2 separate regions of the Homo sapiens genome follow, and region 1 is linked to region 2. A link is a loop called in an ENCODE intact Hi-C map of the cell type or tissue named here. Cell type or tissue: natural killer cell. All regions are shown on one strand. Links, peaks and the distances in the headings refer to the core of each region. The heading gives the core; the rest is flanking DNA. Region 1 overlaps PALM2AKAP2 (PALM2 and AKAP2 fusion). Region 2 overlaps PALM2AKAP2 (PALM2 and AKAP2 fusion).

The links. Peaks named below come from ENCODE experiments on the same cell type or tissue, not always from the same donor. Only the 100,000 strongest peaks of a DNase experiment are listed, where the experiment ranks them.
Region 1: it touches region 2 in a loop (4-fold over the local background); 1 of 110 quality-filtered maps calls a loop at or near these places.

The regions. Positions count from the first base shown.
Region 1 is chr9:110,026,032-110,033,340 of GRCh38, reverse strand. All of the region lies in intron 7 of PALM2AKAP2 (PALM2 and AKAP2 fusion), which reads right to left. Among named protein-coding and RNA genes, the nearest start is that of C9orf152, 180 kb to the left of the region's middle. RefSeq lists a cis regulatory region at 5,585 and an enhancer at 5,501-5,670. In natural killer cell, for the core only: no CTCF peak of the experiment used is centred there; a DNase peak (open chromatin) is centred at 2,980.
Region 2 is chr9:110,081,289-110,088,597 of GRCh38, reverse strand. All of the region lies in intron 7 of PALM2AKAP2 (PALM2 and AKAP2 fusion), which reads right to left. Among named protein-coding and RNA genes, the nearest start is that of C9orf152, 120 kb to the left of the region's middle. In natural killer cell, for the core only: no CTCF peak of the experiment used is centred there; no DNase peak of the experiment used is centred there.

The sequences.
Region 1 (7,309 bases), core at 998-5,997, 55 kb after region 2:
CACACAAAGGAGAAAGGTTTGGAAAATGCTTAGACACAGAATGCATATTTTTATTTAAAAGAGAAAAAGATTTGCTGTGTCTTTTGCAATACCATTTCTCTTAAAAGGGATTTTCCTGTGTCACTCATGGGATACACTTAATATAAACTTAGAAACTTTTTCATATTTGGGATTTGTTTATATTTTCTTTGCAAGAACCAACTCAAACACACTAAAAATAATAAAAAGAATAATTCTTAGTGGATGAATGTTTGTCTATTTCTCAACTTAAATAAGGTTTTGTCTCCAAAATTTCAAAGTGACTTATTCACATTAATTTGAAAAGTCAGACCAAAAATTTGACCCTGCTTAAATATGGTATGCTACATATAATACGACATTCAATAAATTTATTTATTTATAATAGAAATAGGGTCTCCTTCTGTCACCCAGGCTACAGTGCAGTGGTAGGATTGTGGCTTACTGCAGCCTCATCCTCCCAGGCTCAAGTGATTCTCCCACCTGTCTCCTGAGTAGCTGAGACGACATGCGCACACCACACCTGGCTAGTTTGTTTGTTTTTTTATTTTTTTATTTTTTTTGTTTTTTTATTTTTTATTTTATTTATTTATTTATTTATTTATTTATTTATTTATTTATTTATTTATTTTGAGACAGAATCTCACTCTGTCACCCAGGCTGGAGTGCAGTGGCACAATCTCAGCTCACTGCAGCCGCCTCCTCCTGGGGTCAAGCGATTCTTCTGCCTCAGCCTCCCGAGTGGCTGGGACTACAGGCACGCGCCACCATGCCCAGCTAATTTTTGTATTTTTAGTAGAGATGGGGTTTCACCATATTGGCCAGGATAGTCTCAAACTCCTGACCTCGTGATCTGCCCGCCTCAGCCTCCCAAAGTGCTGGGATTACAGGCGTAAGCCACCGCACCCGGCGGTTTTTTTTCTTTAAGTAGAGATGATGTCTGGCCAAGTTGCCCAGGCTGGTCTCAAACTCCTGAGTTCAAGCAATCCTCCTGCCTCAGCCTCCCAAAGTGCTACAATCATAGGTGTAAGCCACCATGCTTGGCCAATAAGTTGATTTTTTTTAGTCCAAAAGTTAACCAAGGCTGTGTTATTTGTGGCATAACACAGACATGGAGACATTTTAGAAAAAACTAAAAGAAGAAACTGTCTTAAGCTACAGTATGATGGGTGCAGTAGTCTCTTAACTAATATTGCAGGACACCTGTGTGCTTAATTTCTCCAGATTCAAGGAAAGCTCTACTTTTTTTTTTTTTTTTTTTTCCCCGTAAGCTAAGCTTTGCTTATTTACTGAGAAGGCTGTTCGGTTTTATCATACTCATGAATCACTGCAGGAGAATGATAATGAGAAATGTAATCAGAATGCTGACAGGATGAAGACTCATGGGCCAGCCTGAAGAACAACTCATTCTCAAGGATGAAAATCAAATCTTATCCCACTAGGTAAACTCCAGCTTTGCATTGGAAGAATGAACGCAAACAGAACTACATAAAAGCCTCCATATTGATCAGGACTGTGAGGCAAGGAAGACCTCCTTAGCATGTCTACATACCAGCATCATCTCATTATTCTCCAAGGTGAAGCACTGTGACAAAGTCATGAAGATCTAGTGCTGTCTGGCTTAGACCTAGGCTCCAGCACTCCTTGTCTGTGTGACCTTAGACAAGTTACTTAATCTCTCTGCACCTTGTTTTCTCTGTAAACTGGAGATATCCTAGTACCCACCTCATAGGGTTGTGGTAAGAATTAAATAATAGAATACCCTAAACACCCAGAGCACTACCTGACACATGGGAAGTTCTCAATATATGTTAGCTATTATCTCATTATTCATTTTATTAAACCGAATTTCACTAGAAAATGCATACTGTTGGAGATCAAAACTCACACTCTGGTGGGGTGCAGTGGCTCACACCTGTAATCCCAGCACATTGGGAAGCTGAGGTGGGCGGATCAGTTGAGGTCAGGAGTTCGAGACCAGCCTGGCCAACATGGTGAAACCCTGTCTCTACTAAAAATACAAAAATTAGCCAGGCCTGGTGGCGCACACCTGTAATCCCAGCTACCAGGGAGGCTAGAGGCTAAGGCACAAGAAATACTTGAACCTGGGAGGTGGAGGTTGCAGTGAGCCAAGATGGCGCCACTGCACTCCAGCCTGGGCAACAAGGTGAGACCCTGTCTCAAAAAACAATAACAGAAACAATAATAAACCTCACAATCTGTGAGCAGATGGAAAATATGATGACAAATCCAATACCCTACCCTCTAGCCCAGATCCCTTTGGGAGACGGAGTGGGAACTGCAGCTGCTGGTACCTTTTTCTTTTCAGAAACAGACATAAAAATTCTGAGATAAAATAAATGTCACATCTCCACTGACTAATTTCTGAGGAAGAAGTAGTTGTTGCAATGATAGTAAGCATAAGTGACCTCGAAACAGACCAGCTCGTGGTATGCAGACCTACCAGTGGCCTGCTCTGCTAGGCAATGAATCAAGCATCTTGTATGAGCATGTCATCTTTTTACATACAATTTACATGATGTCATGATTTTTACCAAGTGTATTTTTTACTACTAAGTTTTCACTACAATAAAAAGGGCAAGGGGGCAGGCCACTAGAGAATGGGTAGGAGAAAGAGATGGGAAAGGCATTGGATAATTTATCGAGATAGGAGCACTAGATGCTCACTTCAACAATCTTCAGTATTCATATGATACAGAAAGATCATTCTTCCCATTGTTAGGGCTCAGAAACCTATATCCCCAAATATGATGCTTTGATATTCTGAACCTGAAGAAGGCTCAAGGTCTCTCTGACCTCCCCTCACTCCTGTCTCTCAATCTTCTGTCTCTCCCCTACGCACAGGATGAAATGGTTCTGTGAAGTTCCCTTATCTACCTAAAATCTTACCCTCCAGAGAAGAAAACAATTACTTCTGGTCTCTTCCTTGAGTTGCCATTAGCAACTCATATAGCAGGAAGAAAGACTGAATGAAGTCTGTCAACACATCTGAACAGACTTCTGTCACAAATTGTTGTCTGTTCTGTGGGCCCAACAGACTTTGTCCCAGGTCACTGTTGGTTCTTCAAGTAAAAATCATTTACTGCCCTTCCCCCCACTTCCTATCTCCACACTTCCTATCTCCGTTTCCTCTAAGAAGAAGGGTATATAACCATCTGTACCCCATTGTGTGTAATTTTCTCTCTTTGCACATTAGTAAACTTCTATGCCATTTCTCCCGTTAATCTGTCTAGTGTCAATTGATTTTTCAACGAAATTTCAGAGGGCAAAGGGAAAGTTTTCCCTTGGCCCCTACTCTATGAATCCAACAACTTTTCCTGATAACTACAATCTTGATTTATGAGACCTCTCTGATACCTGACCAGTTGCAGAAGGACAAGGCTTATCGTAAGTGGCCACATGAGTTCTACCCAGGATTTCAGAAATAATTTGCAATCATTCCAAACCCTCAGGGACATGAATGGTAATTTATTCAGACATTAACTGGAGAGACAAACTGGTTCCCTGCCTAAATGGGAACCAGGTTGGCTACCTTCCAGTCGCACTAAAGACCAATAGTTTCTGTCACTGGGTTCTGTGTTTGGTTTGCGTGGCTTGGTTCTTTCACAAGTCATAGACTTTGGTACTTGCAAATGAGCCTTGTTGCAAAACTAGCTTGATTGGGACAGATTATTCTTAAGAAATGAGGCTTATCTGCAGACAGGCTCTGACATACTGAACAGCAACACGTGACAGTTTCTAGAGCTTTAGCATCATTAGTCATTCTCACTGCTGGAATGTTCAAAATGTGCATAGAAGGAAACAGACAGATGTCCTCAGGAAGCATTTGTGAATGTGTCAGAACTTTTGCTGGGAATATCCATGCCCATGTCATGTATTTTAGGGTGACCACTCAGAGATAGGGGATTTTACCAAGTAGGAGTTGATAAAAGCACAAGAGTATTTCATCAACATTTTAAAAATTGGGATGATGAAGCTATCTGCAGAAAATGAAATTAGGCTAACACTGATATCCCAACTAAAAAGAAGATCCTAGAATAAGGCTTCCAAAAAGTCATGATATACCCAGATTGAGGTAAAGGGTTTTTGTTGTTGCTGTTGTTCAAAAGAAAAAACAATCAAACAAACAAATAGAGGGTAGTGTTTCTCATAGTTTCACTTCATAGAGAAACCAATGAGGTACAAATCTTGGCATGGATCAGATTTGGATTCCTAGCAAAGAAGCATATCAAGGGATGTCCCTTGATAGGTTATCAGCATATTACAAGTCCTTAAAATATACATCTGTCTGGTTTAAAGCTTAATAAAATACATTGTCATGTTTAAAATGAAAAAAGTCTTTTTTTTTTTTTTTCAAAAAGAACCCAAAACCACAAATAATCCCAAAGGACAATAATCAAAACACATTACGCGGTTCCCTTCATTTCCTTTGCAACACTCCTCTTGCCTAGGGCCACTGGACTTGGCAAATAAAAATACAGAACACCCAGTAAAATCTGAATTTTAGGTAAACAACAAATAATTTTTTAATATAAGTATGTCCCATGCAATTTAATTCAAATCGAACTGGACATCTAATATTTTATCTGGCTAAGCTACCCTTGCCCTGTCATTGGAGCTCCCCTGCTTTAGCTAATTAAAAAAAAATAAACCTGCACTTATTAAAACCCAAACAGAGAGGCTACAAAGTGTCCTTCCATCTGGGTTCAAAGCTTGGCTCCACCACACACTCACTTTGAGATCTTGGGTAAGTTACTTTACTGTGCCACAGCCACCACATCTGTAGAATGGGATTAATAACAGTTTCTCCTTAGCAGAGTCATCTGGAGGATTACACGAGATGGTGTATGTGTAGCACAGTACTCAGCTCAAAGCAAACGTTCAACCCATGTTAGCTATTATTGTTGGCAAGAGAACACAGCGAAGAAATAAAACGGCAAAGAAGAAGGTACCTGAGATTATTCACTTGCCACGAATATTCCTTATCTACACATAGATTATTGAAAGCTGTCAATGGTTGTGACTTCATTTCTTTCACATTTATTTTATTTGACAAATAGGGAGTAGCACACAGGAACAATAAATAACCATTAATAATATAGTTTATTACAGTTTACAACAGAGCTCTTCATATTCATTTTAAAGAAAATTCAAGACAATGATTCTCAAAGACATGTATTATAAAAACTGACCCATATAGTACCGATATGCCTCCTACTCACCAATGCCAAACCCCCTCTGAGATCCACTACCCTGAATAGTTTCAAGGATTTTTAAAAAATCTTCGAAAATATTTCCTTTGGCAAGGAACCAAATTTAGAGCGATCTTTATGTATATACACAATGTAGAAAGGTTTTCTGTCCCAAATGTCTCTTTTTTGTCCAGAGTCCCTGCACAAAACAATCCTTTCAATGTCGTCATCATCAAATACAAAGGGCAACCGGCTGGACACCACTGGCAACAAAAGGCCTTCAGCAGAATGTTTTTTTAAAAGCAAAGGCCAAAGAAAGCTGTAACCTGTGGCCTCTATTCACCACCGGAAGAGTCTAAATGCTTTTCCTCTTTTGTAATAGAGAACATCTGCTCTTCTAGGAGGATAATCTGTCTTCCAACAAGTTTTACGTGTAGAGAAGCAACATCCTTTTTTAAATGTGGCTTTCCCATGTCCTTGAATAGAAATGTACCCTTTTCAAACGGTTTTACAGCCAGAATCTCTAGTTTGCCTAAGGGCTACCAACCTTGTTTCTTGTTCAAGCATAAATGAGAAATATTGAACATGTAAATAAGAATACCAGACTTCATTCTGAGGAAAATTCTGCTGTGCTAAAATTTTTTGTATTCTTTTTTGCAAACACTTAGTTTTTAGTCTTAGTATATATGGACAAGAGGGCAAGATAAAGAGAGCATCTACGATTTAGTTGGTGTATTTGATGGAAATGACAGCCAAATCACAAAATTTTTATCCTAGAGATACTTCTTTAACATGGATTACTTGATGTCATTTTATCCAGTCGTTGGATAAACAAAATTCAAGAAAATGATGCACAGCCAAGCAGGTGTGATTTGGGACTTGCAGCAAGGCACCAGCTGGATAAGGCCAAGACATTTCCAGTATGAGGGTCCTGGACAGTTCACGCCACAGAAGAAAGGAACTTTTGTAACCAGCAATATCTTTAAAAATCTAGCTTGTAGCAGCTTCCTACTTTATTTCTGAGGGGTAGCCATCTTACTGGCTTTTCTGTTTTTGTTTTTGTTTTTGAGACTGCATCTCGCTCTATTACCCAGGCTGGAGTGCAGTGGCGCGATCTCGGCTCACTGCAACCTCTACCTCCTGGGTTCAAGCGATTCTCGTGCCTCAGCCTCCAGAGTGGCTGAGATTACAGGTGTGTGCCACCACACCCAGCTAATTTTTGTATTTTTAGTAGAGACGGGGTTTCACCATTTGGCAAGGCTGGTCTTGAATTCCTGACCTCAAGTGATCCACCTGCCTTGGCCTCCCAAAGTGCTGGGATTACAGTAGTGAGCCACCACGCCTGGCCTTACTGGCTTTTTACTATTAACATAATGTATTAAAAATCCCTTTGAGAAGGCAATTAAATAGTAATACATTTTAGGTGTAAAATGCAACATTTAGGTGGTTGACAGGAGCTGGAGTAGGAGAGAATGGGGGGCTGGTATTTAATGGGTAGAGAGTTTTGGTTGAAGAAGATGTTGAAAAAGTTCTGGAGAAGGATGGATGACGATGATGGTTACAGAACACTTTGAATGTACCTAACGCCACAGACGGGTACCCTTTAAAAGTGCTTAAAATGGTAAATGTTATATCTGTTTTACCACAATAAAAAATAGCATTGATTAGGCTAATAAAAAAATTAAAGAAAAAAGGCTAAGATGTGAAGGGAAAATAGAAAAGAGAGATAATCGCTGGGTGTGATGGCTTACACCTGTAATCTCACACTTTGGGAGGCTGAGGAACGAGGATCACTTGAGCACAGGAGTTTAAGATTGGCCTGGGCAACATAGGGAGTCCTCCTTCTCTACAAAAAATAAAAATTTAGCCAAGTGTGGTGCTGCACGCCTATAGTCCCAGCTACACAGGAGGCTAAGGTAGGAGGATTGCTTGGGCCTGGGAGGTTGAGGCTGCAGTAAGCCATGATCACACTGTGCTCCAGCCTGGGTGACATAGCGAGACCCTGTCTAAAAGAAAGAAAGAAATAAATAAAAGAGTGAGAGAAAGAAAAGAAATAGAAAGAAGAGAGATTGATGCAA
Region 2 (7,309 bases), core at 1,207-6,206:
TAAAGCCAATTCACGCTGACTACCTAGAACTGAATCAAAAGGAAAACCTCAACTTTCCACACCAAAGTAACAAAAGGACCAGAACTACTCCCTTTGCAAATCCCCCACCCTTTTCTTGTGTGGCAGATGAAAAATTGAAATTATGTCTGATTGCTCCCTTCCCACAACCAATCAGGTTGGCCTTGGGCCAAATCTTCATTTGCATAGAAGTATAACTTTGTAACTTCACTGCAGCCTCTGATTGGTTGCTTTCCACAATCAGATGTTTGCATAGGGTGTAGCTTTGTAACTTCAGCCTCTGATTGGTCCCCTCCTGCAACCAATCAGACTAATCATGAGCCACTACTTCATTACATAGGGCATACACCAAGTAACCAATGGGAAATCTCTAAAGGGTATTTAAACCCCAGACAATTCTGTAACCAGTCCCTTGAGCTGCTTGCTGCTTGTGAAGGCACACCTTGTGGTGTGTGCTTTCATTTTCAATAAATCTCTGCTTTTGTTGCTTCATTCTTTCCTTCCTTTGTTTGTGCATTTTGTCCAATTCTTTGTTCAAGATGCCAAGAACCTGGACACCCTCCACTGATAACAATTTGAACAGCTCTTTTTTGCAATTCAGAACCATACAATACAAATGCTGTTGTCTCAGAGACCTCCTCCCTTGATCAGCACATCTAAGCAGCCCCCTCATCCCACATTCCCTTTCTTCCCTTCTCAGCACTTATTACCACTCCAAATGGCTCTGTGTTTGCTTCCCTCCTCTACGATCTCAGGTCCCTGAGGACAGAAACCTCATCCATCTTCCTCACTACTGTCTCCTACATGCCTAGAACAGTAACTGGCCTATGGCAGACACTTAGTAAATATTTGTTGAGTCAATGAATGAAATGAACCAGCTCACCTAGCCGGGGTGCTTCCTTGATGAAATGGGAAAAGAGAAATCCATGCAGCTTGGTTAGTAAATGGCTTTTTTAAAGTCAGAACTCTGCCCCATGGAACCATGTTCTAGAACTCATTCACAGCATCCAGTTCTGCATTCAAATGACAAGGAACTGAAGGAGCCTCCAAACCACGATAAGGCTGGAACCTTAGAGGCCATGGTCTTGGGACTCTCCAAGAATAGACATGAGGCTTCTGTAATAGACTGGGGAAGAGCCACCTCTGAACAAATGATTGCAACTGTGAAGACCTGCAAGATTAGTCCCAGCCCTACTGGGAATGAGCTGGGTCAGGTACTGTGCAGTGATCAAGACAAACATGGTCCTCAAACCTTTGGGGCCTCTCCGACACATCAGACACATTAATAGTATTAAGATGATGCATTAGTTCTGTGATGCTCTTGATGGAGAGCACAAAAGGGGACACCTTTCTCCTCCTGGGGTGATCAACAAAGGCTTCTCATAGCAAGGGCTGATAAAGCTGAGTCTTAAAGTGGGGTAGAGTTAGCCATGTTAGAGAGAAGGACCAGCATGGTGGAGAGAATTGGGAGTTGGGTGTGACAGGGAGATGTGAGATAGTTAGTCCAGGCAGGAAGGATAGCAAGAGCAAAGTCACCTGAGGTATGGAATGGCGTAGTGTTTACAGAGAATTGCAATTACTTTGGTTTTACTTGAGTGTAAACAGTGAAGTCTGGAGTGGCAAGAAATAAAGCCAGAGCAATGGGTAGGGGGTCAAATCATTGACCACCTAGGCTTTGAATGCCAAGGATTTGGGGTCTTCTTCCTAGGGCAATGGGTGAGAGGCTTTAAGAAGAGAGATGAAATGACTATCTGTTTTGTAATGATCTTCATGACCCTAGAGATTTACTGGGGGCAAAGAAACTGGAAAAGTACATAACACTTGAGACAAATACACTCTGTAGGACAGGGATGGAAAATACTGCCTCTGTGTCCAGAAACCTGATGGTGCCAACTGGGCCAAAAGTGATATGGCTGCCAAAGACAGGTTGATAGTCAAGTCATTTAGACTGACTTTGCAACTTAATGCATGTGCATGTACACACACGCACCTATGGGGTCATGAGCCCAATGCCCACAGGTACAACAGTAATAATCAGTGGAGCCCCAGCAAGAAATGCCATCTTGGAAAGTCAGCAAATGGTACAAGTCATTCTCTGCAGCTTTTCAAGGAATTGCCTCTATGTAGGTCTGATCAAGCATGCTTTAGATTCAAATCCAGCAAACATTTATTTAGTGCCTACTATGTGCTGGGTGCTCTCATAGACATTAACTTCTTTAATAATCATAGTATTAAGCACATCTCTCAGACCTTTTATACTGCCCAGACATCTGCATATAGATGGCTTTTCTTTTTTATATTTTAATCCATTTTTACCTTCATTAGATTAAAATGCAAATAGCAAGCACATAGTTTTTAAAAATCAAACAGAGTTTAAGAGTTAAATTGTCAAACAAGTGCCCCACACCCTCCCACTTCTCAGTCTTATACCACTTGCAACTCTTTGTAGTTATTTCTTTTTTTTTTTTTTTTTGAGATGGAGTCTCACTCTTATTGCCCAGGTGGAGTGCAGTAGTGCAATCTCAGCTCACTGCAACCACTGCCTCCCGGGTTCAAGCGATTCTCCTGCCTCAACCTCCCGAGTAGCCAGGATTACAGGCACACACCACCATGCCCAGGTAATTTTTGTATTTTTAGTAGAGATGGGGTTTCAACATTTTGGCCAGTCTGGCCTCAAACTCCTGACCTCAGGTGATCCGCCCGCCTCGGCCTCCCAAAGTGCTAGGATTACAGGTGTGAGCCACTTCGCATGGGCTGTAGTTATTTCTTTTTGGTACTTGCCACACTTTTCTAAATATGATGTTTAGGCTATCTTGCTTTCTATTTATCAGTTTTAGGCATTATCCATTGGCATCCCCCTCAACTTGTCCTCCCAATATTTTTATTTACTTCACAAATTTATTATTCAGTGTTTATTATTAGGTTCATATAAATTTTGTGCACTGAAGACTTACAGAGTATACTATGTTTTCTTGTCTAATTTTCTGAGGTTTTTTCCTCTGAAGTTAACTATATTCCTCAATTACTTAGTTTTCTACTTACATATTGCTAACTCGGCCCAAAGTTCCAGATCGGTGAAACATCACAGTAGTATTTTCTACATCCATACATCAAGAAATCCACCTGTTCCATTGTGTCCCACAGCCATGGGTCTTCCTGCTCCAGTCTTGCTTAGTTGACTGCTAGACTTTATATTTTCTTGAGTTTCTATATCCCTGGTTTCCTGTATCCCACCTCTTATACTTTTTCAACTTACCCCTTCACCTTGCTGGACCATATCCTCCAGTACCTTTCCCTTTCCTTTGTACACATTCTCTTTAACTTTAATTACTATTTTTTATTAAAGACATACAGTTACATAGTTTAAAGCGCCTAATAGTACAGAAAACAACAATTCCTACGGGTCACCACTTCGGCCTGCTTCCCTCCGATTTTTCCTCCCAAGAGTAAGTACAATTGGCCCTCTGCGTCTGTGGTTACACACTGTAGACTCAACCAACCACGATGGAAAATATATTTTTTAAAGTATGGTTGCATCTAGGCCGGGCGCGGTGGCTCACGCCTGTAATCCCAGCACTTTGAGAGGCCGAGGCAGGCAGATCATAAGGTCAGGAGATCAAGACCATCCTGACTAACACAGTGAAATCCCATCTCTACTAAAAATACAAAAAAAAAAATCAGCTGGGCGTGGTGGCACATGCCTGTAGTCCCAGCTACTCGGGAGGTTGAGGCAGGAGAATCGCTTGAACCCGGGAGGTGGAGGTTGCAGTGAGCCGAGATCGTGCCACTGTACTCCAGCCTGGGCAACAGAGCGAGACTCCGTCTCAAAAAAAAAAAGAAAAACAAACAAACAAACAAAGTATGGTAGCACGTGTAGTGAACACCCACAGACTTTTTTTTATCATGATTCCCTAAATAATACAGTATAAAAACTATTTACACAGCATTTACATGGCATTAGCTATCATAAGTAATCTAGAGATCTTCAGAGGTTATACACAAATACTACACCATTCTATATTAAGGACCATCTGTAGATTTGGGTATCTGAGGAAGCTCCTGGAACCAACCCCCCCATAGTTACCAAGGATATCCTTGGTACTTTAACCTCTTTTAGGTAATTTTTGGTAACAATTTACATTGCTTCTTTGTGATTTTTCCATTGTTGGCATTATTTATTAACTTCTCAATATGGAGAATGATAATTTAATGGTTTTTCCTATCTATGCCCTCACCATATGAGGGTACTCTTCCCAATATAATTATATGGAAACTTTTGAAGATCAGTATTATAATAACATAACATTACTTTCAGCTAAGCCACATGGTGAATGATGGTCAGTTTTCCTTTCCTGAACATCTTACTGTTTTCAGCATTAGTAACAGTATTTCCCCACCTTTGCTTAGTGTTTTATATAGCTCTTGCTAATTCAAGCCTAAACTTTTCCATCATATCTCTAAATCTCTTCTCATGACACCAAGATGCCTCACATATTCTATCAACTCCACCTTACAAAGGAAGTCACTTCCTGAGCCTCTGGCATGCTTCAGGAGCACAGCGGTCAGCTGGGAGTTCCCGCCCTAGGCATCTAGAAATTTCCTCTGCCTCTCTCAGGTTGGATATCCCATTTGCTCTACCGCTGGTAGTTTTCTTTCCTGGTTTACTCCCTCATCTCAGTGGACCATCTTCTCCAGTTACTTTCTGAAAACTTGTTATGTGTGAAATGCATTATTCTACCCTCACAAGAGTGTGATGGAATATACAATTCTAGTTTTAAAATCATGCTCTTCCATGCTATCAAAGGCCTTGTTCCCATTGTCTTCTAGCTGCCAGTGTTGGTGTTAAGAAGTCAAGCCCATTTTTATTCTTGACTCTTTGTATGTGATCTATTTTATCCCCCTGGAAGCTTATAGGTAGGATCTTCTCTTTGCTACCAATGGAATTTTTCAACAAAACTTGGCAAGATAGAAAGCAGACAGATAAGTAGGAAAAAAAACAAACCAAACCAAAAAACAAAAAACTTTGCAGACTTAAAAACAAAAACAAAACAGTATCCTAGGCTGTCAATGGGGAAGGCTGAGAACCAACTGATTCATCTAAAGAAGTGCAAAGGCTCAGAAATGTTTCAACATTATTAAAACAGACTAGGCCTCCTTATTTTAGCCACACACACCCCTGTATCCTAATGCCAAAAACCACGCTGTTGTTGCCTCGTTTTCTGTTATGCTTGTGTTTATAGACTTATGCCTTTTTAAAAAAAACTCCCCTAAGTGAAATAAGTTAGTACAGAAGGACAAATACTATATGATTCCACTGATACAAGGTACCTAGAGTAGCCAAACCGTAGAGACAGAAAGTAGAAGGGTGGCTGCTAGGGGCTGGGGGAAGTGAGGAATATAAAGTCATTGTTTTTGTTTTTTGTTTTTTTGCTTTTTTTGAGACCAAGTTTCACTCTTGTTGCCCAGGCTGGAGTGCAATGGCGTGATCTTGACTCACCACAACCTCCGCCTCCCAGGTTCAAGTGATTCTCCTGCCTCAGCCTCCCAAGTAGCTGGGATTACAGGCACGCGCCACCACACCTGGCTAATTTTGTATTTTTAGTAGAGACGGGGTTTCTCCATGTTGGTCAGGGTGATCTCGAACTCCCGACCTCAGGTGATCCGCCCACCTCAGCCTCCCAACGTGCTGGGATTACAGGCGTGAGTCACCACGCCCAGCCCTACAGAGTCATTGTTTAATGGGTACAGAGTTTCAGTTTGGGAAAATGAAAAAGTTCTGGACAAAAATGTTGGCAACAGTTGCACAATATGTTCAGTACTTAACACTACTGAACTGTATACCTTAACATGGTTAAAATGGTAAAGTTTTATGTTGCATACATTTTACCACAAAACCAAAACCAAAAATTCTCTTTGTATCATTTAAATGATGTTTTGTTTGGTGGTGGGCGCAAGTAGATGCCTGTGTTCAATCCACTATCTTTATGCAGAAGTCTTTTGTAGATGAGATTTTTCCCCTTATTTCTACTCTTTAGGCCAGATCAGCAGTTCTAAACTTTATTGTACGTAAGAATTATTACAAAGGGTTCTGACACAAAACTACTGGTTGTTTTTATATACTTTATTTTATAGGTGATCTCAAGGGTGATTTTTATACCATATCAGATTTCACTTCCTACGGTGTTTTAGAGCCTGACCCTCTTATGTTAAGACGCCACTGCTTGGCTGGGTGCAGTGGCTCAAGCCTGTAAATCCCAGCACTTTGGGAGGCTGAGGTGGGTGGATCACCTGAGGTCAGGAGTTTGAGACCAGCCTGGCCAACATGGTGAAACCCTGTGTCTACTAAAAATACAAAATTAGTCGGGTGTGGTGGCACACTACTGTAATCTGCTTAAATCCAGGAGGCAGAGGTTGCAGTGAGCCAAGATCACACCACTGCACTCCAGCCTGGGCAACAAGAGCGAGACTCTGTCTCAAAAAAACAAAACAAAACAAAAAGCCACTGCTTGCACTACCTTGGGATATATTCAGAAAAGTATGAACCAAAGAACCAGATAGGTGATGTTCTAGACCAGAACACAGGTTTCTCTCTTGACTGCACACATTAAAAGGTTGAAATCAGTGGCAAAGGGCTTTAACTATCAAATAAGAACACATATGGGGGAACTGGGGCTATTTAGCATGGTGAGGAAGGTTTGGAGAGGTAGGGGCTTTGGAGTGAGCATGAGAACCCCACCCCAAATCTCTAACATCGTGAGGGCTCTCACAGGAAAGAGGAGTTGCACAGAATTCTGGGAAGCCCCAGCAGGGACCCAGCACAAGCAGAGAAGCCACTGGATGTGAGATTCCAGTTAAAAGAAGGGAGAGTTTCCTGTCGCTTGGGCTGGACTGCCACTGGAGCATGAGGCCTGGTGGCTGGCAGGAAGAGCCTTTGGGAAGCGGGTGCTGGGGCCTCGACTGGCTCACCTCTAAGAATTCTTTTAGCCCTGGGATTCTCTGTGAAAAGATTCATGTTCATAGAACATTGACCCAAGCAGTAAACAAAACACCACACCCTGCCAAACCAGAGAGTAATGTGGTATGTTCTATTTTAAGAACATAATCCACTAAGAAACACAGACATCTAAAAAAAGGAATCTATGTTTATAGGCAACATGCAAGCCACAATTCTAGTCCCACCCCTGCCTTTCCAAAATCTCTCTTTTTAACAATGTAAATTCCAAAACGTAAATAACAGTAATTCTCAATGAAATGCTCTGGTGCGAGTTGTGGATTTTTTCCTCCTAAGAAA